Linked DNA regions of Mus musculus: regions 1 and 2 are each linked to region 3. The links are chromatin loops, found by intact Hi-C in ENCODE. Cell type or tissue: left cerebral cortex. All regions are shown on one strand.

Evidence for each region. Peaks named below come from ENCODE experiments on the same cell type or tissue, not always from the same donor. Only the 100,000 strongest peaks of a DNase experiment are listed, where the experiment ranks them.
Region 1: it touches region 3 in a loop (3-fold over the local background); 6 of 42 quality-filtered maps call a loop at or near these places.
Region 2: it touches region 3 in a loop (4-fold over the local background); 5 of 42 quality-filtered maps call a loop at or near these places.

What each region holds. Positions count from the first base shown.
Region 1 is chr1:39,558,374-39,566,373 of GRCm38, reverse strand. Rnf149 (ring finger protein 149) reads left to right here. Exons shown (of 7, transcript NM_001033135.3): 2 at 1,042-1,292; 3 at 2,258-2,326; 4 at 5,599-5,681; 5 at 7,963-8,000. Among named protein-coding and RNA genes, the nearest start is that of Snord89, 14 kb to the right of the region's middle. In left cerebral cortex, a CTCF peak has its summit at 4,254 (motif pointing right); DNase peaks (open chromatin) are centred at 4,279 and 7,156.
Region 2 is chr1:39,571,946-39,579,945 of GRCm38, reverse strand. Rnf149 (ring finger protein 149) reads left to right here and starts at 2,599. Exons shown (of 7, transcript NM_001033135.3): 1 at 2,599-3,119. The coding sequence starts at 2,672. It overlaps LOC115485772 (a small nucleolar RNA gene), which reads left to right and starts at 6,071; the gene lies at 6,071-6,200. In left cerebral cortex, a CTCF peak has its summit at 3,148; DNase peaks (open chromatin) are centred at 2,475, 2,876, 3,239 and 3,740; H3K4me3 peaks cover 2,454 bases; H3K27ac peaks cover 1,876 bases.
Region 3 is chr1:39,647,313-39,655,312 of GRCm38, reverse strand. Creg2 (cellular repressor of E1A-stimulated genes 2) reads left to right here and starts at 4,131. Exons shown (of 4, transcript NM_170597.4): 1 at 4,131-4,807; 2 at 7,368-7,537. The coding sequence starts at 4,373. It overlaps D930019O06Rik (a long non-coding RNA gene), which reads right to left and starts at 3,845. Exons shown (of 2, transcript XR_001778897.2): 1 at 3,044-3,845; 2 at 1-336. In left cerebral cortex, a CTCF peak has its summit at 4,333 (motif pointing right); DNase peaks (open chromatin) are centred at 4,686, 5,135, 5,941, 6,497 and 2 more places; H3K4me3 peaks cover 3,468 bases; H3K27ac peaks cover 3,122 bases.

The DNA of each region.
Region 1 (8,000 bases), 89 kb after region 3:
TTTTTTTAAATTTATCTGTTGATATGTTGTGGTTGCTGTATTTATAGCTAGAGTCATATCATAATAAACTGAAGATTTCTGCCTCTTTTCTCTCAGGTCTTCAAAGCAGTGTTAAGTAGTAGTGAGCACAAGCTGGGCGGGGTAGTGCACACCTTTAATCCCAGCTCTGGTGATTGGGGGGGCTGGGAGGCAGGTGGATCTCCATGAGTTCTAGGCTAGCCTGATCTACAGAGTGAGTTCCAGTATAGATTGGTCTTCATAGTAAGCCACTGACTTAGGAAAAAACTGGTAGTGATCACAGAAGAGCTCTCACAGTCCCTCTTTTTTTTTCCTGAGATCAGGTTTCTCTGTGCAGCTCTGGCTGTCCAAGAACTCACTCTATAGACATGTTTTTAATTCTGATGGACATGTTTAAAGAATTTTACATTCATATTCATAAGTGAAATTAATCCATGTGATTCTTTTGCTTTTTATTACCATGTTTGATTTTATAATCCTAGATAGACATCTTTATAGTTCTGGAGTTAAGTACTCTGCCATTGAACCCCAGCCCCCAGCTCTTGGGTTTTGATTTCTGGAACAGGGTCTCGATGTGTAGCTGGGCCGGCCATTGGGATAGGGACTCACTGTATAGCTGGGCTGGCCTTCATTGACTGTACAGTCCAGGCTTAGCTTAAAGCTGAGTCTGCTGTTTCCACCTCTGGGTTAGACTTTGACCATGTACCTGGAAGTGTCCTTTTTTTATTTTTAATAAACTATGGAACAGTTTAAATACACTAATATTTTGTGCTTCTTAAAGGTCTGATGATAGAACCATCTGTGAATCTTCACGTGTCATAGATTTAGGGAGAACAGTTCCTGGTGATTTTCTCACTTCAGTCAGACTCTGTTCTCTTTTGGAATCAGTTTTGGCAGTTAAAAAATGTTTTTCTGAAAATTATTCATTTTTATTGAAGTTTTCAAATGTGCACTTTGATGAACATACTCTTAACTTTACCTAACTTTTGTCTTCTTTATTCGTTGCTTTGTCCTTTTGTGCAGGAACAGGAAACATAGTCGTCATTATGATTAGCTACCCAAAAGGACGGGAAATTTTTGATCTGGTGCAAAAAGGAATTCCAGTAAAAATGCGGATAGAGATTGGTACTCGTCATATGCAGGAGTTCATCAGCGGTCAGTCTGTGGTGTTTGTGGCCATCGCCTTCATCACCATGATGATCATCTCATTAGCATGGCTGATATTCTATTATATACAGCGCTTCCTGTATACTGGCTCACAGTTTGGAAGTCAGGTAGTTACGGATAATTTCATTTTGATTTTTAAATGATAGCTCATAAATATAATCTATATGCTACTTGAAGTTACATTTAACCACACTAATTTCAGTTTGTTTATTGAAGTCATATGATTTTGATAAAATTTTTAATTGGGTTACTTTTTTATACATTTGGTTTCTGCAGGTACCTATACCCTCTGTCTTTATGTAGACAGAGGGAACTAGACAAAGGGCATGTGAGCATGAACACGTGTCCATTTTCTGCTTGACATAAGGCCGAGGGCTGCTTTGTGTCTGCTTTGTGTCTGACAGGCCATCAATCTGAAGGCAGGCTCTTCCTCTGTAGCAGCATAGAGAAGAGCCAGAGGCTTCCAGTGGCACACTAGGGCCTAATGCACAGTATGGTTCCTGGCCTGATAACCAGGCAGGACTCTTTCTTCTCGGGCACCATTGGTGGAGAGTGGATGGTACCTTCTTCCTGGGCATCATTACTTTTTGCCAATTTTTAAGTGTAGGACTTGTTTTCTGGAAGTTGAAAAAGTGTGGCTAAATGACAATTCATGATTAGAGTGCTAGAGTTCTTGACTTCCATTTCAATGTCACACACACACACACACAAAAGGGTATGGAATTAGAAGCATGGGTTGGGGATATGGCCCTTGGTAAGGTGCTTGCTTAGCATTTGTGAGGCCCTTAATCTCACTATTGCATATTAGCAAGTAAGTAAATAAATATATTCTTAGCTGGGCATGGTAGCTCAGGCCTGTAATCCTGGGTAGCTTCAAGCTCAAGGCCAATCAGGGCTTTAAAGTGAAGCATCATATCTTAATAATGGTAATGATAATAATAAAATAGCTTATATGTTTATATGGCTCTTTTATATATTAAAAGTTAATGTTTTTTTCTGAGCTATTTTCATAAACTGTAGTGTGTGGGTTACTTTAAACAGACTATTTAATAATACTTTTTTCCTCCCCAAGAATCATAGGAAGGAGACTAAGAAGGTTATTGGCCAGCTCCCTCTACACACTGTGAAGCATGGCGAGAAGGTAATGCTTTCCTGTGCACTATCTGTCTCACACTGGGGGATGTTTGTGTTGGAGGAGGATTTCCTTCTCAGGCTGCTGTTCGGCAGTAACGAGTCTGATGCTTCGTTAGGTCTTCATGTGTGTGTCTCAGGTCGAAAGGAGAGTTGACAGGAGTATAATGAGTGAAGGACCATCGTGGCAGCCCTTAGTTACATGTAAATGAGTTACAGTCACAGAACAGTGTATCTCAGTGGTAGAGCTCGGCTTAGCTTAGCATGCATGGACTCCTAGATAGCTCCAGCACCCCCTTCCCAAAAAGGTTAAATGAGTTAAGTTTGATTTAAATGATAGCTCCTACATTCTGTGTGCTTACTAATGACAGTGTGCCAATATTCCCAACTTTGAAAGTCCCTGTAGGCCCATAAAGACTGTAAAGATGCTGGGCTTTTTTTAAAAAGTGTGCACCTGAGTCCTGTGAACATTTTGTTGAACCTGAATCTGTGTGTGCATTCTCTCCAAGCCCCTCAGTTCCTGCAAGGACGTACTGAACATTTCTAGAGGAGAGAAAGGAGATTTTTAAAACTACATGTTTAAAAAGGAGCCATTTTGACCCTCTCAGTCAGAGACTACAAGCAGTTAAGGAGCAGTGCAGAGCCTGGCTGCTCGGATACCTGTAGCGGGAAGCTTTGCCAGCATTGTTGTCGTAGCGGGCGTCGCCTGCAGTGCTGTGCTGACTCAAGTGCTCCCATACTGCTCAGTGCTCTCAGGAAGCTTGAGTCTCACCTTCCAGTCTGCACTTCTCTTCCTCTGTCCACATAAAGGACTTTCTTTAAAAGACATTACACTTTAGGCCTTTTGGGTTTAAAAAAAAAAAGAAATCTGTTATTAATGTCTTCTGTGATATATTTAGGATTAACATATGCTTTGGGTTATTCCTTCCCCAATAACTTTTGTTGTTGTTGTTTTCGGGACAGGATTTATCTGTATATCCTGGCTGTCCTAGAACTCAATCTGTAGACCATGCTGGCCTGGATCTCATACAGATCCGCCTGCCTCTGCCTCCCAGGTGCTGGGAGTAAAGATGTGCGTACGCCACCACACCCAGCCCCCAGTAACTTTTACACTGTAACATAATGGAATTTTAATAGTTGATGCAAGGTACTGATTTCTTACTCTGCAAATCACCAAGTAAGTTTCCAGTTAATAACTAGTCGTGCAGAGTATGTGTAGAATTTTTCATAAGAATTAATAGAAAATGTCCTTCTAGTAATTTATAAATTAGATGCTGGTCTTAGGCTGTGAGAACCGATTTCTAAAAATGTATTTGTTCTTCAGTTCATTTGCAGGAAGGAATCAGTACCCATTAAAACTGCTGCACTTGCTCCTCCTGTTTTCTCCTCTCCTTAGGAGGGAGTATCATCCCTTACGTGTGAGGAGACAGACTCATGTGTAACTCACTGAGCCAAGCTCTTGGGAATATAAGTAAATTGATACTATTCTCTTCCTATATCCAACATTTGTTCAATATTTCCTATACAAAACATTTGTATGATACCAGGAACTTGTTTTAAAACTGTCAAAAGAATGTTTAACATTTAATAATGTTTAACGTGTGTCTGTGACATACACGTCTGGGTTGGGAGTGTTTTTACACTGTGAACTAACACAGGAACATGATTGTGTGCAGTCAGCATCTTACCCAGTCCTGAAGACAAGTGATTATTTATTTTAATTTTTTGTGGATTTATTTATAATGTATAAGTTTGTAAATTATTAAGAAATTTTAAAAAGGCTTCCTGTATAATATATGATATATAAGTGAAAGTATTTTGTCACAACATATATTATTTTCAAAAAAGATATATTTTATGTATGCAAGTCTACTATCACTCTCTTTAGACACACCAGAAGAAGGCATCAGATCCCATTACAGATAATTGTGAGCCACCGTGTGGAATTGCTAGGAATTGTACTTAGGACCTCTGGAAAAGCAGTCAGTGCTCTTAACTTCTGAGCCATCTCTCCAGTCCACATCATATAACTTAAGGGGCTGGAGAGATGGTTCAGTGGTCAGGAGTGCTAATTGCTCTTGCAGAGGACCTGCCTCTGCTCTGCCTCTCCTCTGAGGAGCTCCTGCTTCTGGCCTGTAAGGCCTCTCCATGCGCATGGGGTACATATACAAAAATAACTACATGTTTTTATAAAATACCACAACAGAGAGTTTCAAATGCTCTTATAAGTTAATTTTAATAGTCTCTGGTAATGGTATTATATACATACAAAAATCTGGTTTTTACTGCTTCCTCATTAATTGCTGTAGGTGGCTAAGGATATATTTAAATAATAACTCAATGGTAGTGGGGCTGTGTTTCGTAATGTGAAGTTACCAAACATGGCAGCCTCAGGAGCGCATGCTGCATGAGGTTCTGAATCCCTGTCTCAGAGCCTCAGCTGTCCTGGCTCCACTGATGTGTCCTAACTCATAGAAAGCCTAGGACCTGTAGACTCTGAGGTGTAGAAGTAGTGTCAATTCTCCCACCCTACTGCTAATATGGCTGCTTCTATACGTTTGTTCATGTTTTAGGCAAAGGTGTTAGCTCATTCTAATTTGGGGCTGGGGGTTAACAATAATGAAGTAAAATCTCAGATGTGTAGTCGTTGTACTTTCTCTAAGTTATAACTGTTCTTTCAGAGATACAAATTTCTTTTTAAATAACTCCAGAAGCCAAATGGCTTATTTGAATATTCATTCCCTTTATGCTTTATATTTGAAAAAAATTTTTTTTCATCATAGCTGGTGTGGCTGGAATGTAGTTAGCTTCCTAGAGTGTTAGCTAGCATTGAAAACGTCCTGAATCCATTGTCCAGCCCTATCTATAAAACTGGGCCTGGTGATTCCTGAGTACAGTCCAGATGTTTGGAAGATGGAGGCAGGAACATGAGAAAATCAAGGTCACCGCTGGCTACACAGCGAGCCTGAGGTCAGCCTGGGAATAAGACCTCTAAAAACAGTGATTTGCTTGTCTGTAGCCATTAGTCATCTAATACTTCTTCAGACACTTAGTATTCAAAACGCTGTTAGTGCCTGGGCTAGGCAGACAGTGGTTTTCTTTCCACCTTTCATTCAGTTTCTTTAAAAAACTGCTAGCGGGAAGAAGGAAATATGTTTTAGGTTCCGGTTGTTCCAGCATAGAGTAGTAGGATCCATTGCTTTGGTCGGTTTCATTGTTTTCTAACTTATTGTTGCTGTATGTGCAGTGTGTGTACATGTGACTCTCCCTCTCTCTCTGCAGGGAATTGATGTCGATGCTGAGAATTGTGCAGTGTGTATTGAAAACTTTAAAGTCAAAGATGTTATCAGAATCCTGCCATGCAAGTATGAATACTTTTTTCCTACTAAGATACTGAAAATTACTTAACAAGTCTCACTGTTCTGACAAAGGGTTCCATGTTCTCTGACAGGAAGTCATTATGATCTTGGATTACCTCATCTTTCCTATTGTCTTCAGAGACCTGTAGGTGACCACTAAGAGCTGCTGTGCGTCTTTGTCTTGCATTGGCTTTTAGTCTTACCAAGGCTCGCTTAGACTCCTTCACACACCCAGTAATGCAGAGCACATGCTAACTAGAAAGGAGCAAGAACGTAGGACTGAGAGCCTTCAAGTGGCCCAGAAGCAGGGTCAGACCCACAGAAGTTTGCCTTTACTTATTTGCTGAGTGTGGGTTCCTTTCGAAGCTGTAGGAAATGAGTACCCTCCCTTTGCTGAGGTTTCAGTAGCACAGATGCACTTAAAACTGGGAAGTAGCCATTTTATTTTTAATAATCTGTTATTTTAACTGACTTAAAACATTTTGTTTAAAAAAGTTGCTGATTAGCCAGGAGGTGGTACACTCAGACCAATACTTGGGAGACAGAGGCAGGGGAATCTCTGAATTTGAGGCTAACCTGATCTACTGAGTGAGTTCCAGGACAGCCAGAGTTACACAGAGAAACCCTGTCTCAAAAACATACCTCCATAAAAGAACTGCTGATTAGCAAAAGGGCTTGTTTTATGTATAGAACTTAGATGTTTTTCTTTAAAAAAAAAAGTCTAATAAATGTCAATTATACTTTACATATTTTAGAATCAAGTTGCAGAGTACTGTATTAGCTTCTTTTTTTAATATTTTACTATGTATATGGTACTTTTTAGTAGATTGAATTCTTGATACCTCTGATGAGGAAATAAAATGAGTACCACAATAATAACAGTTCCCCGAGGCACGCCTGGCTAAATTCTGTCAGTGTGTATAAACGATCAGCACGAGGGCATTTAGTGAACTGAGGTCAGTATAGGTTGATCATGTTCTGCACACGAGCATTGGAAGAGTTTTAGGCTGGTTTTAGAACAGGTTTCAGAGTGATGCTCAAGAGTGCACAGAAGAGAGGGGGGGTGCTGACAGCTGCACTGAGCTCATGCTGGACCTGTGCAGATGTGTTAGCTGTGCACATTACTTGCTCTCCTCATTGGGGTTGTTATTTTGTCCACTTTTCTCCTAAGCAACATGTTAAAACATCCCCAACAAAACTGAAGTTTCTTCCTTGTTTTTGGACAATTTCTTCTCGGTCAGTGAGTTTTAATTTGTGGTTGAATGACAAACTGAACTAGAGTGTTTCACAATTAAGAACTACTATTTTTTTTTTTAAGAATTACTATTTTTAATGGTACTGGCAGATTTTTGTTTAAAGAAAACCTTCAGCAGAGTAATTATAATGAGTAGTATATGTAGACACTGAACAGCTGATGGTGTAGGTGTAGAGAGTAGGAGACATACAGCTCCTTGTGGTCATGCTGTCTAGTCACACAGCTGGGGTTTGAGCTCTGTCTGTCTGGTTTCAAAACCTGTAGTTCACACATGTAAGAGGGGCAGGAAACCAAGATAAACCAACAAGGAAAGAAAGTGTGTGCGTGCGCCTTTCTGGTAGCACAGATGTTTATTCAAGAGTAGGCTTATAAAATGTGTAAATGGAAATAACCATTTTTTCTGCCACTCAGATGATTAATATATATTTCCACTTGAGTCACTTTATAGACTTGAAGAAGATATTATCAACTTGGGATTAGTTTATTACTGGTACCTTATTTGTGGGCTTTGTTAGCCTAAATGGTTTAGAATAAGTATTCTACTGAAGCACATGAAAATGATTGGGCATTGTAGCGCTTAACAGAATCCCAGCACTTGGGAAGCATAGGTACAAGGAGTCTGAGTTCAAGGCAATCCTGGACCACATAGCACATTCGAGGCCAATTGGGTAACATAGCAAGACCCTAATCTCAAAACCATAGACTAACGCTCATACACACACATGCGCGCACACACGCGCGCGCGCACACACACACACACACACACACACACGATTTAGTATGTGGTGGAAATAGATCTACCATATTTTTGTTTAATGAAGAGCTTTCACTTTAAAAGAAAAAAAAAAGCATCACTAAGTCCAAATCTTAAGTGGGAAATAGACTGGAAAATAACTTAGACAAGTAGGTGGACTTCATGTTAATGTGTGGTTGGCTCACTTTATACAGGGTGTGTTGGTAAAATGCGTTATTTCCTTTATAAGATATGCAAACATTTATTTTAAGACATTAATACATACTTAATTTTTTTAGGCATATTTTTCATAGAATATGCATTGACCCATGGCTTT
Region 2 (8,000 bases), 75 kb after region 3:
ACACTCTATTCTATCTATTCTATACTATACCATCATGTGGCTGGTCCCTCAGGGGGAAGGGTTGCCTTGGCATGGGCCTGCAGAGACACCCCCTTCCCCCACACCTCACCACATACTCCCATAGAACATATCCCATCTTCTCTTTATCTTTTTATAAACACATCATTGGAGGGACTGGGATTTAGAAACTCTGCAGGTTTGCATCCCACTCCAGCTATCACATGGAGATTCACACTCACTAGCCTAGAACTTGGAAGCCCCCGTTCCCCACTGGTCAGAGTAAACTTACATCTGCATGCTCCCAACATACTGCTAGTTGAAGCTGGCACTCGAAGAGAGCAAGCAAGAAATCCTGGCCCTTATGAAGGCCCCAAACCTTATTCCGAAATCAGTATTGGTAGCATGAAATTAATGTGCATACATATTATGCACAAGTGACATGGGAAACCGAGCTTTTGTTAGCCCATGGTCAGCCAAGACAGGTTTTACAGAAGAAACAGCTGAAGGGTTAAAATTTCAAAACCAATGTAGTGTTTGCCCGAACAAGAGGCAGAAGGAAGAGGTCATTTCAGGAAGAAGGAAATAATGTGTCAGACAGCAAGAAACCACAGCGCTGTGTTCTGGGAACTAAAAGCCTTTGCATTGCTGAAGCACAGCGCCAGGGGTTCTCGGGAGTGTTCCTCAGGCTGAAACACACCATCTTGTTCTGGGTCTAAAACATGGGAAAGGCCTTAACCTGGAAATCCTATTGGCCTTTAAAACATGCTTTCCTGGGGCTGGGGCGATGGGTCAGTGGTTAAGAACCTAGGTTTGATTCTGAGCACCCATATAGTGGCTGGCAATAGTCTATAACTCCAGTTCCAGGGCTAGTCAAGGGACATAAAACATACATGGTGAATAGATATATATGCAGGCAAAACACTCACATACATAAAATAAAAATAAATACATTATTTTAGTAATGGGAGTGGGAGAAGAGGTTTAACTTTAAAGCTACTCCTAGCTGGAACTCAGGCTGTGTCTCATACCACAGATGCAATCCAAAAGATAAAAAGAACCAGGTCTAACCTAAAACATATTGGTCTGGGCCCCAACAAACTACTTCCTGTAATTATAAACTCTTGCACAAAGAAGGAAGACTAGTGAGTCAATCAGAAATCAAAGCCCTGAACTTCATTTCCAGCTCCTTAGTGGTTTGTTTGGTAGAAATAAAGAGACTGACGATGATTTCACGAATCACACAGTTTATTGCCACACAAAGGGGACTTTTGGCATTTGCTCACACTGAGTAAAGAGGGGGAAACAACATGAGCAAGCCTCACAGGGAACATGGTTCAGAAATGCGGCAGCACAACGGCATAGTGAGTGAGTTTTGAAATCATGAGTTCAGTTGCTCCATCAGAATCGAAGCAGGCCTCTGCTGAAAGTCCAGTGTAATTAAAGACTTGGTGTTCCTTTATAGAACTGGTTCTCAGGAGAAACTGGTTTGACCAATACAACAGAGATCTGTGAGGTGACCTGAGGCCCCTCAGATAAAAAGGATAATATAAGTCAGGCTTAGGGATGAGTTGAAGGTCTGTCACAGTATATGCCTGTGTGTGTATGTCTTCAGAATAGTGCCTAACAATGTATAGCTATGCATTAAGTCCATCACTTAAGTGTCCACTTCTTAGGTTTAAATACATTTTGATATTCAGTAGCTCATATATGAAGAGGTATTTTAAATGTCTTTTGATATTTGGTAACTCGGGTGTGATGTCTCCTCAGCGTTATGGAGAGATCTCCTGTGTTTATTCGGGTCTAGTCAGACTTCACATTCTTCAAAGGAAATACCTTTCAGGTTCGCTGGGGTTGATCTACCAGAGCATCTCAAATCTCAGCTCTACTCAAGATTTTACCGGAGCAGAGTTACCATACTTGCATTTAACTATGTTTAGTGTGTTCAGGATCTTTTAATGGTACACTGAAAGTATCCACCCACTGTGTTGTCGAAGGACTATCTATCAGCCACCATTTACCTCCAAACAAATCCTTTCCCCTTTTTCCCCCCTTTTGATTAATGTAGCACCTTCGTCTTCGTCCAAACAGAGGCACACATAAACTAAGGAGAAGGAAGAAAGGGCTCGAAGGCAACCATTGAGAAAAGAGCAACAAAGAATTTAATATATTACAGAGTTTGTAACAAAAGGCATCTGGACAACTTGACTTAGTGGTTTTTGTTGTTGTTTGCTTGTTTGTTTAAGTGGTTTAGGCAGCCAGGCTTTTGCCGCGTGCCTTGCACAGTCAACTCCACCCTCTGAGAAACTTTACACAACCGCAGTCCCACGCTGGCCGACCCGGAGCGCACAAACTTCCCCAGACTTGGGGACTCTGGCAGCAGGGTTGCACAACTCTCTGCAGCATCTGCAAGCTTCAGCTCGGCCGCCCACAGCCCTGCGGCACAGACCCTGGCGCCTGCGCACTCCTCACGCCCGCGGGCAGGGCCCCACCCCTTCCGTCGCCACGCCCCGGTCACGCCCCTCCAGGTGCGCGTGCGCCGCGGGTCCGCCCCCGCCGCGCTCGGCGGTCTCTCGCGAGCCGCCGCCGTCTCCTCAAAGCTGTGGGCCAGCCTGGAGTGAGTCGCCTCGTTCTGACTCGCGCTCTTCTTCCTCAGTAGCCCGGCCGGGCGGCCATGGCGGCGCGGCGGCGGCCCGCGGCCGGCGTGGGAGCCCGGGACGCACTCGCGGTGCTGGCGCTGGCCTTGTGTACTCCCGGGGTGGGCGGCGGGGCGCTCGAGTGGTACTCGGCCATGGTGAGCATCGAATACGTGGACCCGCAGTCGAACCTGACGGTGTGGAGCGTGTCGGAGAGCGGCCGCTTCGGAGAAAGCTCGCTCCGGGAGGAGAGGCAGGGCCTGGTGGGCGTCCCGCGCGCGCCCGCGCCCGCGGAGGGCTGCGCGCCCGACACGCGCTTCGTGGCGCCCGGCGCCCTCGGCAACGCGCCCTGGGTGGCGCTGGTGGCGCGAGGCGGCTGCACCTTCAAGGACAAGGTGCTGGCGGCGGCGCGGAGGAACGCCTCGGCCGTGGTGGTCTACAACCTGGAGAGCAACGGGAACGCCACCGAGCCCATGTCTCACGCGGGTGAGCAGGCCGGGCGCTGGGCCGCTGGCCGCGGCCGGGGCGAGCCTGGTGGTTCCCCGGGTGGTGTGGAGAGGGAAGTGCGTGCACACGCTGCAGGATCGGAGCTTCACCTCGGGAGGGTGAGAAAGCTGGGAAGGGCCCTCGGCCGGGGAGTAGCAAACACACCGGTGGCAGGTCCTACGGAGTTCAGTAACTCTACAGATTCCCGAACCCGGGTCGCTTCCTAAGGTCGGCTCACGGACTCCCAAAGTTGGTTGAGTGGAGAGTGTGTAGGAGTGGACGGCTGGCGCCGCCAGGCTCGCATTGTCTCTTCACCAACCTAAAGTGGCTACTCGATGTGGTTTCTTCCTCTCGATGAGGCGAATATGAGTGTTTTCAAAACCCTGGATCAAAAAACCTGGGTTTTCTTGCTGTAGTTTCTCTCTCGACGCATGTAGGGTGATCGCACTAGCTCCTGGTTTGGACAGTTTGAATTCAGATGAATTTTTTTTTTTAAACTGTTTTCATTGAAGGAAAGAAAGGCCTTGCTACCTCTGTCAGGAGGCCACCTCTAAACACGCTGTTCCAGGGGACAGACAAGGATGAGTTTGCAAAATGTCATCCTTGGGACAGAGTTCTCTCCGGGGACCCAGAATTTGATTGTGTTTCTCTTGTGCCTTCTAAGATCACATTAGCTTTAGGCATCACACGGTTGACTCATTCTGAATTTCCTGTGATTAGGGTTTTTAAGTTTCTGCTACTAGCTAAGACATCTTTCTTCCTGTACTGCATTTTTGTTCTCGTTCTGTTTTGGTGTGCATGCGACACAGAGCTTATAAAGACAGAAAAGTGACCTTGGGTTTAACCATTTTTTTTAACGCGGTTGGGAATGATGGCCATTTGATGACAAGGAAGTGAGCTACGAGTACAGATCAACTCTTTTTTTCTTGGTTGACTCCAGATTAGGAGAGAAATGGGTATAAATTGCAGAAGCATAGCAGGGTGAAGTAAGAGAAGGTAAGGAACACTTGAAATGGTGTGAAAGTAATCTGCTAGAATGGAGAAATGTCCAGAGAAGTCGGGTCTTTAAGAACTCAAGAGTTTGTTGGCTGTGGACCACGGTGGTGGGTGAGAATAGACCGATGTCCCTGCGGTGGTGTTGACTCAGGCAGTTAGTCCGCTGATTGCAAATCAGCCTAATTGTCACTGTCCACACACCATCTTTCCACAAGGCTCCTGAGAGATCCTAGCATCCCAGATATATGTTCCCAAGTTAAGTTCTGTCAGCGAAGATAGGCCGGTGTGACTCCTCGATGTTGGGTGTGTACATGTGTGGATGCACGCACATCTAATGTAGACCGTTTTCTTTTCAGTGACAAGCTCATTACCCTACAATTTTCTAACTCTACCCTTCTGCATTTTTTGATAATGACATTGACATCCTACCAAGCAGACACCTCTTGTTCTAAACATGGCTCAGCAATCTTTCTTGTTTATATTGTTGACATATAATTTATCTGGACCCAGGAAAACACCTCAATCATGTTGACTAGAATCTTCCTTTGGAGGGACACTTCCTTCCCCATTATTTGCCTTCTTTCTAGTTTTCTTAGGATAATAATAGTTGCCGTTTTTTGTTTTGTTTTATTTAAAGGGAGGATCATTACCTTTTGGAAAGTTCATGAAAGTACCCATGCAAGTGACTGAATCTTCCTGGAGTCCCTTTAAGTTAGATCCCTAAAGAAACATGCAAAAGCCTTTTAAAACTTGGTCCTTTATTACTTGGTGACCTACAGGATGTTTAGCTACATTCCTGCCTTCCCACATTCTAGAAGTTTTCCCCACACTTGTAACAATCAGAAATACCTTGAGATTTTGCCAGAACTACAGGGAGCAACAAAATTATCTAGCATTTTGAACCACTGGCCAAAGGAAAATTAATTTGGTAGCAGTGTGACTGATAAACAGGAAAAACTAGAAATAAAGTTAGACCCTTGATCTTCAGCTGTAGACACTGCAAAGATGGGGAAGTTAGCTCTCATAGAACTTAGTCCATTTGGGTACCAGGTATTGATAATCTGGCACTTGAGAAGAATTAAGATGGGAGAAGCCAGCTTTGACAGACCTTATTTAAATTTGATTGAATATCATTTTTTAGAGCCACTGAGGCTGTTTAGACTTAGATTGGTTTCCTCCGTTTAGTCAAAATGTAGCTGAAGCCTGGAAACCCCACTGATTGAGCTGTTCTTAGTGCTTCTGTGTAACACTGGATTTCTATGAAACAGGTAGAAGTGTGCTTCTAAAATTGAATACTGATAACTTTCCTATGTTGTAGGGAATAGTTTTCCAGTTCTTCTGAAACTCATTGCTTCTCTTACTGGAATCTAGCACTACATAGCTTTAAAATTTTAAGTCATTATTGAAATGGAGGATTTTAAAGAATCAGTACTTTAAGATCACACTCTCAGAACAGCAGTAAGGACTTACTTTCTAACTTTAATACCTTACATTCTAACTTTAGCAGACCCTTTGGGCCAAGCATTGTACCTGCTTGTTGGAAATACCTAAGTGTCTGCCTGTGTTGGGTTTATGGTCTGTCAGTAATGATAAACATAACTTCACAGGCCGGAAAAGTTTATACTGAACTGAACTATAGGCACAGGTGCTTAGAAAGCCTATCGAGCGGCTGGGTGTTGGTACCCAAGATAAGTTGTAGAAATTATCTTGACCAAGATAGGGGAAAGCAGATAAAGGCCAAGTCATTAAGGTCGTAGAGTTGGACTTACTGTAGTTCTTGGAGGTTAATAAGTAACATGCTCCTCCAGCTGAAGTTTTTCGCCATGACGTTTTAGGTATGACATTTTACATCCTTGAATCTTACTTACTATGTGCTAAACAATTGGCAGAAGGTTGGAGAAAGGGCTTGAATTGCATCAAGTCAAAGGGCGTTACAGAGATACAGAAGAGTATCTTAGCCAGCCCATTAATCCGCTTACCTGAATGGTCCTGCAGACATTTAGAAAAAACTGGCAATGGTAAGACCACATTACAAACCTTAAAGATTACTCAGGTCTTTTAAGGCCATTGAAAATGGCCACAATATTGATGGGAAGCATAAGACATAAATTAAAATTTCACTGTGACTAGTTCTAAGAACTAAGTTTTAGAAAAAAAGGAAAAGAAATAACCAACTTTAGAGAAGCCATATATTAAGAGATATTCATTTTGTACCGGAAATGCATATTAAATGTTCTTTGATGCATAGATAATTATTGATTATCTGTAATACCATGCTCTCAAATAATCTACAACTTCACATTTGAATTTAAAATATATCTTGGTGCCATAAGGAGCCAGAAGTGGCATCCTAACAGCCTCATAGAAGATGGGGCCAGCTAAGACAGCTCCCCAGAAAGATCTTGACGGACAGGTTCGGGATATTAGGAAGTCGTGTATATGTGTGGTAGGTGGGCTTAGGACTTGTGTGTAGCAGAGGTAGTGTTACAAAAGACTAAAAGATCTGAAATGAACTCACATGGAAAAGCTGCAAAAGAGTTCTCTCAGCAAGAGTGTTCTGTACTATTTACTCCATTTTTCGGGAGGAGGTAGAGGTAAAGTGTTTGTTGTTTTGTGTTTTTATGTTTACTTGTGATAAATAGCTCATGCTGGTCCTTAACTTTTCTCTTTGTCTCCTTATTAGTTTATTTTTGTGTGATGAGTATTTTGTCTACATGTATGTCAGTGTACCACATGCATGGCTGATGTCTGTGAAGGCTAGATGAGGACCCTTGGAACTGGGGTTATGTCCTGGGAATCATCAGGCCTTCTGCTAAAAAGCAAGTGTTCTTAACCACAGAGCCATTTCTACAAGTCTCTTTTCCCTGAAAGCCTCCAAATTTTTGACAAAACCAAATTATACAAAATATTTATAATTATATAGTGTCCCATTGTGAATTTTATCCTCCTCATCCAACCTAACCCAGCCATCCAAAACTTTCTATTTTGTGTAACAAGACACTTACTTTCCAGATTAATTTCCTCTACCCTAACTCCTCTTGCTGGGTCATTTCAGTTGTAGTCCTGGAAGACAAGCCTGTTTTTCAAATCCACTCATTTATGAAGAAACTTTCCATGGGGTCATCCCTGCTGTATGCCTTCAAAACCTGATAAATTGAACAGGAGGTACTTGTCAGTGAGGAGAGACCTATAAAGAAATTAGACAAGGTGTGTGGAAGAGGCCTGCCCGAGGCTGGGGAGACCAGTGGTTAACTGTGAGTACTGCTTTGCAGAGGCCCCCCGGGTCACGGCCCACGGCCCACCTCCATAACAGATGACTCACAGTACCTGTAATCCAGCTCCAGGAGGTCTGAGTCCTTCCTCTGGCCTCCTTGGACACATCACTTGAATGCATGTGTGTGTATTCAACACACAATTTTAAAAATTGATGACAGTGTCTACAGGTAGAGCAGGAGCCACTGTAGAGGTTAAACTGGGCTTGTGCTACACCTTGGTTTTGTTGAGGATTCTCCAGGGGAAGAGAAGTGGCTAGAATGTGGCAGTTTACTTATAAAAAAACCGTGAAAGTTTAGGAGATTCTTTTACTGGAATTTTAAGATCAATTATTGCTGCTAAATTAGTTTTCTCCACCAGAAATTTAACCTTCTACTTTAAATATTTCAGTAGTTCTTATCTTATTGTCTTCAAGACAATACTAAAGTAGACGTTAAAGCTATTGTACAAGTGTAAATCTTTACCACTGTGTTTGTCTAGTTTTTGACAAGGTAGAAAGGGGAACACAAAAATGTGAGAAGAAAACAGTTAGCATTTTATTTTTGGCATGGGAAAACTTGAAATTCTGTTACTAATTTGGCCTGGTAAAAATACTGTTCGTATCTGTTACTC
Region 3 (8,000 bases):
CTGGCTGACTAAACTGTGAGGAGCCGCCCTCACATTCACCATTACAAGATGGCGCTGACATCCTGTGTTCTAGGTAGTAAACAAATAATCTGCGCATGTGCCGGGGTAGTTTTCCACTCCATGTGCTCTGCCTTCCCCTTGACGACAACTCGGCCGATGGGCTGCAGCCAATCAGGGAGCGACACGTCCGAGGCTGAGGACAATTCTCCATAAAAGGGACGGGGTTTCGACATTCGCTCTCTTCCTCCTGAAGAAGTAAGCAATAAAGCCTTTTGCCGCAGAAGATTCCGGTTGTCCTGAGTGTGTTCTTGCCGGCGGGGACAAAAGCTCGGGATACTAAACAAATATAAAAACATAGTCTTAGTGGTCAAAATGATTAAGCCTACAGCTGCCAAAATAATATTAGCTGTTCTCAGAGAAATTACCATAACAAGATTAGCAATCCCCCACCCTGCCCTACACTGAATTCTGAGGAAAAAAAAAAAAAACCTAAAAACACAAACCATCCTGACCTTGCTAGGATTCCCCTGACGTTAACAGCTATAACTTAATAGCTGACCCATAAGTTCAAAATGTACTACTGCTTTGCTGACCAAATCATAATAACCCATCATGGGGGCAAGCAAAGTGAGCCACTAGGCCAAAGGTAGTCACTATGCAAACAAACCAATGCCTGGAAAGGTTACTTTCTACACCAATTAGAATAAGCCAGCTACCCTGATACCCAAATCTGCCCCTTACAAAGGTATAAAAAGTGTCTTTCTTTGTTCTGGGTCTCTCCTCTGGCCTGCATGCTGAGAGGGGGATCCTCAACATGTTGGATCAATAAAAATCCTCATGAGGTTTGCAGCAATGGCAATTTCTGTGGTCTTTGTGAGTGAGGATCTTTTAACAAACTCCAACAATACCACACATGAATCAGCAGCTGTGGTTCAACCCAAAAGAAACCTCTAGGCTCACCAATCAGCCTGAGTCCACAAAAGCAGCAAGAAGCCACAGGAACCTCACAAGAAGTTCTTTGGCGAGTTTCTCTCTATGAAGCCACCACAAGTTGAACTCAGCAATGCAATGTAAGGTGAACCAATACATGTGTATTGCCAGTAAAGACTAGAGAGGCAGAGCAAAGTGAACCAATACTAGAGCTCCCACTGACTGTAGGGTCATTTGTATATTCCTTCTAAGCAGTACACATCCTTTTACGTGTTTGCTATAGCAAAAAATCCTTTCACCTGTGTCTCCTTCAGCAAAACATTCTTTCTTGGGTCTGTTTTAGCAAAACATTCTTTCACCTATTTGCCCAGCAAAGCATCATTATAACCTAACTGAGTCTCAAAAAAACAAACAAACAAACAAACAAACAAACAAACAAACAGAATTTTCACTTTAACACCTCCACCATATATCTAGACCCCTGAGTTAATGATAGCATACCTCATAATAGCCACCAAGTGGAAACAGCTGAAATGTTCACTGATAGACAAATGATAGAAATCAGCACACAAATAATGTGGAATATTATTCTTAAAAGAAGAAAACCCTGTCAGATGCCACAACATGGGTGAACCTTGAAAGAAGGAAATTAGCCAGTCCTCTGCAGGATTGAATTTGTCTGAGGCATGAAAATGGTCAAATTCATCAAAACAGAAGGCAATGTGATGCCTGTCAGAGGCTGAGCTAAGGAAACAGGAAGCTGATGTTTGGAGGATGGCAGGACACCAATGTTCTACAGATGCATGCGCAGCAAGGTGCATAGTATTGAGCTGACCTCTTACCCATGGTGAAGAGGAGAGCTTTGATGCTGTGCCTCTCACCGTGGTGGGGTGAGGAGCCAACATCCTTAAACAGAAAACAACCTGTTCCAGTGATGTGGCCTTAATTGTCAATCTGACTGGATGCAGAATCATCTAGAAGATGGCGAGGCACAGCTCTGCGTGTGTCTGAGGGAATAAATGGGGGAAAGGGTAACACTAGAATTCCCCTCTCTCTGCTTCCTGATGTGCCACGACATGAACCTCTCTGTGCCTTGTGCCCTTCCTGCCATGATGGGCCAAATCCTACTAATTCTGGAGCCAAAATAAACCTTTCCTCCTTTCATTGCTGTGTTGGGTAATTTGGTCATAGTGAAGAAAAGGCAGCTAATACAACTGGTGATCAAGTTAAAGCAAATAAGTCAATGAGTACCTATCATTGCCCTTCTCCCAGACATGGGTAAGAGCCAATAACGTCTCTTAATCTGACAATAATCTAAATAGATAAGAATGAAGAAAATAGGAGCTCTTACACTCTGATAGTATAATTGGCGTTTAAGCCAGTTTGACATCCCATAACAACTTTTTACACAGAATTAACTAGCAAAGTTAAATACACTCAAGTCCACGTCTTGACCTCTAACAGGTCCACGGGAGTGACGTGTGAATCTGTACAAATATACCCTCTCTAGCTTTTACAATACAACATCTCGATACCCATAGAAATAAAAGAGATCTGTGGGACTCCTCTGAGGTTCTACAGCTGAACTCATTCCAGCAGAGGAGGCACATGCCTCTGCCATAGCTGGCCAACTCAGGCATGAGGAAAGAGAAGGTGGATTGATCCTGCCGTGAGAGCCACAGAGGAACTGAGATTACCATCTGCAGGTCCTCTCCCCACACTGACATATCAGTTCAATCCCTTTTCCTTTCCTGAGGTTGAAACATTCATCGTCTTTTTCCTCTGAGGATAAGCTCTCCCCTGAAACTAGAGATGTCAGGCTTGACACCCAAACCCCGGTGGGGGAGATGTAACCGTCCCCATTTTGTAGAGGCAACAGTGACATGCCACTATCCCACAATCAGAACATGATAGGACAAGATCTGGATTATTTTTAATTTGTATTTCAGGGAGGAGGAGTTGTTGGTTTTTATGGTGGATCTTGAGGTGGTGTCTCATGTAGTCTAGGCTGGTCTCAAATTTGCTTACCTAGCTAAGTCTGACCTTGAACTCCTGAATCTCCTGCCTCCACCTGTCGAGTGCTAGGATAGATAACAGGTGTGTGCCATCATACCTGGCTGCAGTGTGTAGTATTTCCATGACTCCCCATTGTGCCTCTCAAGACCATGGAACACATCTTTCCCCTAAACAGGGGATAAGAGGGTCTGTGAAGCTGGGGAGAGAGCAGCAGCCGATAACAGCAGAAGCCATGAGAGTAAACAAGATGTCTTGGGGAGAAACTGAAGACACCATCAATGTTTCAAAGCAGACGGAGAGCAGAGAAGGGGTTGTGGGGTGGGGGGTGGGGAGGGGAGAGAGAGAGAAAGAGCAGCCAGGGGCATCCAGGGAGAGACAAGAAGTTCCCATGCAAAGAGAAAGAGACCAGCTGTGTTCACAGCTGACATCCAGGCATCCAGGAAGAGTCACAGGAGTTTCACAGCAGGGCACAGTGAAGACATGTAGGAAAAACTCAAATCCCATTTCAAGATACTTTCTTATAGAACCAGTTAGTGCAGGACTCTTGCATTTTAGGAATATAAGCGATAGAAAATATTCCATGGTGGGACAAAGACTGGATATCATAAGAACAGGTAAGAAATTATAATTACTTTGAAGTTATTTTGATATCTATTAAACTTCTTACTGGAACAAGATGGTTTTTAAAATACGCTATTAAGCCGGGCAGAGGTGGCACACGCCTTTAATCCCAGCATTTGGGAGGCAGAGGCAGGCAGATTTCTGAGTTCGAGGCTAGCCTGGTCTACAGAGTGAGTTCCAGGACAGCCAGGGATATACAGAGAAACCCCGTCTCGAAAAAAAACAAAAACAAAAACAAAAAAACAAAAAAAAAAAACAAAAAACAAAAAACAAAACAAAACACCCAACAACAATAAAGTTCTATTAGTCTGTGTCGCTAACCGCAGGACACTGCTGACTGGGTGAGTGATGGAAGATGTGGGTGTATTGTGGTTCCCGGTTCTGCGGAGGTGATGGGGTGCAATAACTGAGCCTGGTGATGCCCTTCTTGTTGGCTCAGAGAAGTTAATCAGCTTGGTAGAGTCGCACAGCTGACGAGCGGAGGAGTGCATTGAGCCTGAGCTGTGAACGCCCACCCTCTGGCTGCAAAACGCTTGCCATCCTGCGGAAAACCAAGACACGCGTGGACTCTGCGCCCAGCAGCGGCGGTGGACGCAGGGGACTCTGGTCGTGCAGCAGACTTCGCTTCTTACGGGAGTGTAAGGCAATAGGGAACCCCGGCCCCCGGACTGATTGGAGACCCTCAACCCGGGAATCCTATCACGAGGAGAAGGGTTCCGACGCACGCTCCGCCGCAGGGGGGCGCCCCTGGCTGGCCGCTGCTTGGTCAGTGGTCCCCGCCACAGGGCGCGTCGCCTCCAAGAAGATGTCGCTGTCCGGCAGGGAGCGTCCTGCTTGGCCAGGGAGTCGCCTGTCCTGGTTGCTATGCTGCAGCGCCCTGTTGTCCCCAGCCGCCGGCTACGTGATCGTGAGCTCCGTGTCCTGGGCTGTCACCAACGAGGTAGATGAGGAGCTGGACAGTGCATCCACTGAGGAGGCGCTGCCCGCGCTGCTGGAGGACTCGAGTAGCATCTGGCAGCAGAGCTTTCCGGCCTCGGCGCACAAGGAGGACACGCACCTGCGACCTCGGGGCTCCGCCCGCGCCAGGCCCGCACCGGCCGCGCGTGGCATGTTCTCCTACCGGCGGGAGAGCGGCTCATCTGAGGCATCCCCTGGCCCCAGGGTGCATGCCGGCACCGCCCGCTCCCTAGCCCACGCTAGCTCCTGGGGCTGTCTGGCCACTGTGTCCACCCACGAAAAGGTAAGCCAGAGGTCGGGACGCGGGGGCGGTGCGCGTCTCCCTTCCAGGACGCAGGGCGACTCCGGTTTCACAGGTTCATAGGCTGTGAATGCCCTGTGAATAACGGAACCAGCGTGTGCATGGGTCGGTCCATCTGGCCAAGTGCATGTGAGTGGGGAGGAAGGAGAAGCTGGGAAACAGTCTCGTGGTTAGTGATTGAATCCCTGTGTACTAAAATGGCCAAAGAGATGATCAGATAAACAGTGACAAGCTGGAAACCTGGAACGTAGGCAGGATCGCTTTTGGAATCACAGATGAGGCGCATCCAGCTCCCAGCTCCCTGCAGGCTCCGACAGTCCTGCAGACAGACTCTGGCACCGCCTCCCACACCAAGTGGGTGTGGAAGAGGAACGCCATCCACACTCCGGTAGACATTTACACTTTAAAAAAAAATGGAACTCAGGTTTTTTAGAAAGAGGGCTTAAGCAAAAGGTAACAGCTGGAGGAGCTGTTTCAGCTGCAGTTCGTCTCTTTCGATCCACAAAACTGTATTCACATTTTATCCTGCTTCCTTCCACCCAGAATGGCATGGAGAGGGGCCGAGGCTCTGTATTCCCTAAGAATAGCCTCCAGAAAGCTTCTAGTCCTGTCTGGTAAACAGAGCTGTGGGCCCAGCCCCTGTTGAATCTGTGCAGGGAAGGGCTTTGTTATGTATCCCGCGGTGTGGGAGTCTGGTTCTTGCCACAGCTCTGGGTCTCACTAACCCCAGCTTGGCCAAAACATCTACAAAACTAAGAAATTCGGTGGGCAGAGCTTGAAAGTTCTTTCTTCTTCTTCTTCAAAAATTATCTAATGACAACTTTATCCTAATAATGGCAATGATCTTGTTCTCTTTCTACATCTGAGTCTAAGCCAGTTCTGTATTCCCAGGGTTCAAAGACTTTTTACACGTTTAACATATACCTTAGAGAATACAGACTTTAAGTATGAAGCTAATCTCTAGGTTTACAACAAATCAGTTCAGACAATTAGAAATCTACTGCCTGACGCTAGGGAAGAGGCTCGGCTGTAGAATGATTGAGAGTCTGTGTTATTCAACCTCCAGAACCCGAGTTCTTTTGTTTGCTTGTTTGTTTTCTTTTATAAAGCGCCAAGCAGGGTGGTGTTAATTTATGGTCACAGTGCTGAGTCTGCTGAAACAGGTGGATCTTTAGGGTTTGCTGGCAAGCTAACCTAGCCTACTTCGGGAGTCCCAGGCCAGTGACAGACTCTTTCTTTAAAAAAAAAAAAAACCAAACAACAGTCCTGGACCATGAGGAAAGACATGGGGAGGCCAGGAGGTGGACCTCTGACCGCCATGAATACACACTATGCAGAAGTACCACACACTTAGGCACACACAAAACGAAGAAGCCGGGTGCCAGTCAGCCTGGGTGGCCCATGCTAACACAGCTAAGGCAGGAGAATTGTGAGTTCAGAGCCAACTCTAGATACATGTCCCGGCCCTGCCTCACAGAAACATGTACAAGAGAAACCATCCACTTTCCTTGCGGGTCGTTGTGTTGAAGCTGCTTTGACCTCCAACAGCTCTTTTGTTGGCTTCTTTAGGCTCTTCCAGTGTTGACTTTGAATCCAAACAGTAAATTCAGAGAACATTTGCATGAACCGCTGAGCGGTTCATGATAGCCTGGAAATAGAATCTGTGGGTGATGTCATACTACCGTTTGGAGAACTCGTTAATGTTTCATTTTTCTAAATTACTAAAGCCCTTCCTTTCAGAATCTTGCCCACCACATCAGGTGCTTGGAACACAATGGCGGCTTCACTAACAGGAGGGTTCTTTGTAAGGGGCAAAGCAGGGATGGCAGAGTTTGGGGAAAGCTAAGACCTAAACACTTTAATTTAATGTCACATAAGCATCCACTAGGTGAGCACAAGCAAAGATCAGTATATCATGCTGCTGTGGCTTCCATTTATGCTAGAATGGTATCTAACATAACACTTTCCCATAACTTGTTCAGTTATATAAAGAAAAGTTATTGATCATAATATAACATACAACTGATGAAGAAATAGATGAAGAAATGTTGTTGCCCCATCTGAAGCAATTTAAAATATTCTTGTCATTCCAAAGACCAAGCAGTTTGTTAAAATTAATTAAGTTCTATCCCCCAAAGTTTAATAAAGAATGCAGGGGATGAGGAACACAGTGGTTATGTAAGAGGAGTTTGTGGGAAAGGCCCAGCACTGTCTTCTTCTCCAAGAGCCTAGTAGTCCTCTCCCTTCAATAAAACGGCTACATTCACTGTGTGAAGTCAGCGTCTAGAATAACCCTTCAGCTTCCAGACAGAATACACTTCCCCGCGCAGCCCCACCCCCAGGGAAATTCTGAAAGCATCACTGGTTTGAGTTGCTTAGATTGGGACCACAGAGCCCAAATATTCTCCCTGTGAAATCCGCCGAGGCATGCAAGTGGTCCAAGCACGGTCCCAGCGGGAAACACCAAGTTTGGTCCCAGCTTGTTACTCGTAGCTCTGCCACCACAAACCCTTGTTGTCTTTGTTATTGTTGTATTTGTTAGATCCAAGGACTGCCCTTTGGGAGCTGCCTGGCCATCAGTGATGGCCCCGTCCACAACAGCACAGGGATCCCTTTCTTCTACATGACAGCCAAGGACCCTGCGGTGGCTGACCTGGTGAAGAATCCCACAGCCTCGCTGGTGCTGCCGGAGTCTGAGGGGGAGTTTTGCAGGTAAAGGAGGGAGGGTTTGTTTCTAGGGGTTTGGGCAGAGGTAGAAGGTGGGCTGTATGGCCACTGTCATAGGACCTTAGATGTACATTGACATCCTTCTGAGAGAGTTGCACTGTAGACCAAGCTATCTCACATGTATTCATCTGAAAACGTGAGGGTGCATGGGTTTTGACTTTCACTGGGGTGATACATCCAGTGAGCCTGTTATAAAGAGAAACTGTTGTCTGTTGGAATGTGTAGGCTACACTTAGCCTAGCAGACCTCTCTGCTCAGCCTGGCCTGCCTTAGCTTCCATCAGAGTGCCAGCATTGACTTCAGGTGAACAAAAAGCTTATTTACTAGTAAGAGTTCGATGGTGGAATTTGTTGAATCCTGAACTCAAAGGGGAAACACAGAGGACTTTTCTGTACTCACAGTCTAGAAAAGGAGCACATTCCCTAGTGCACGGTTTGTTGAGCGTGGA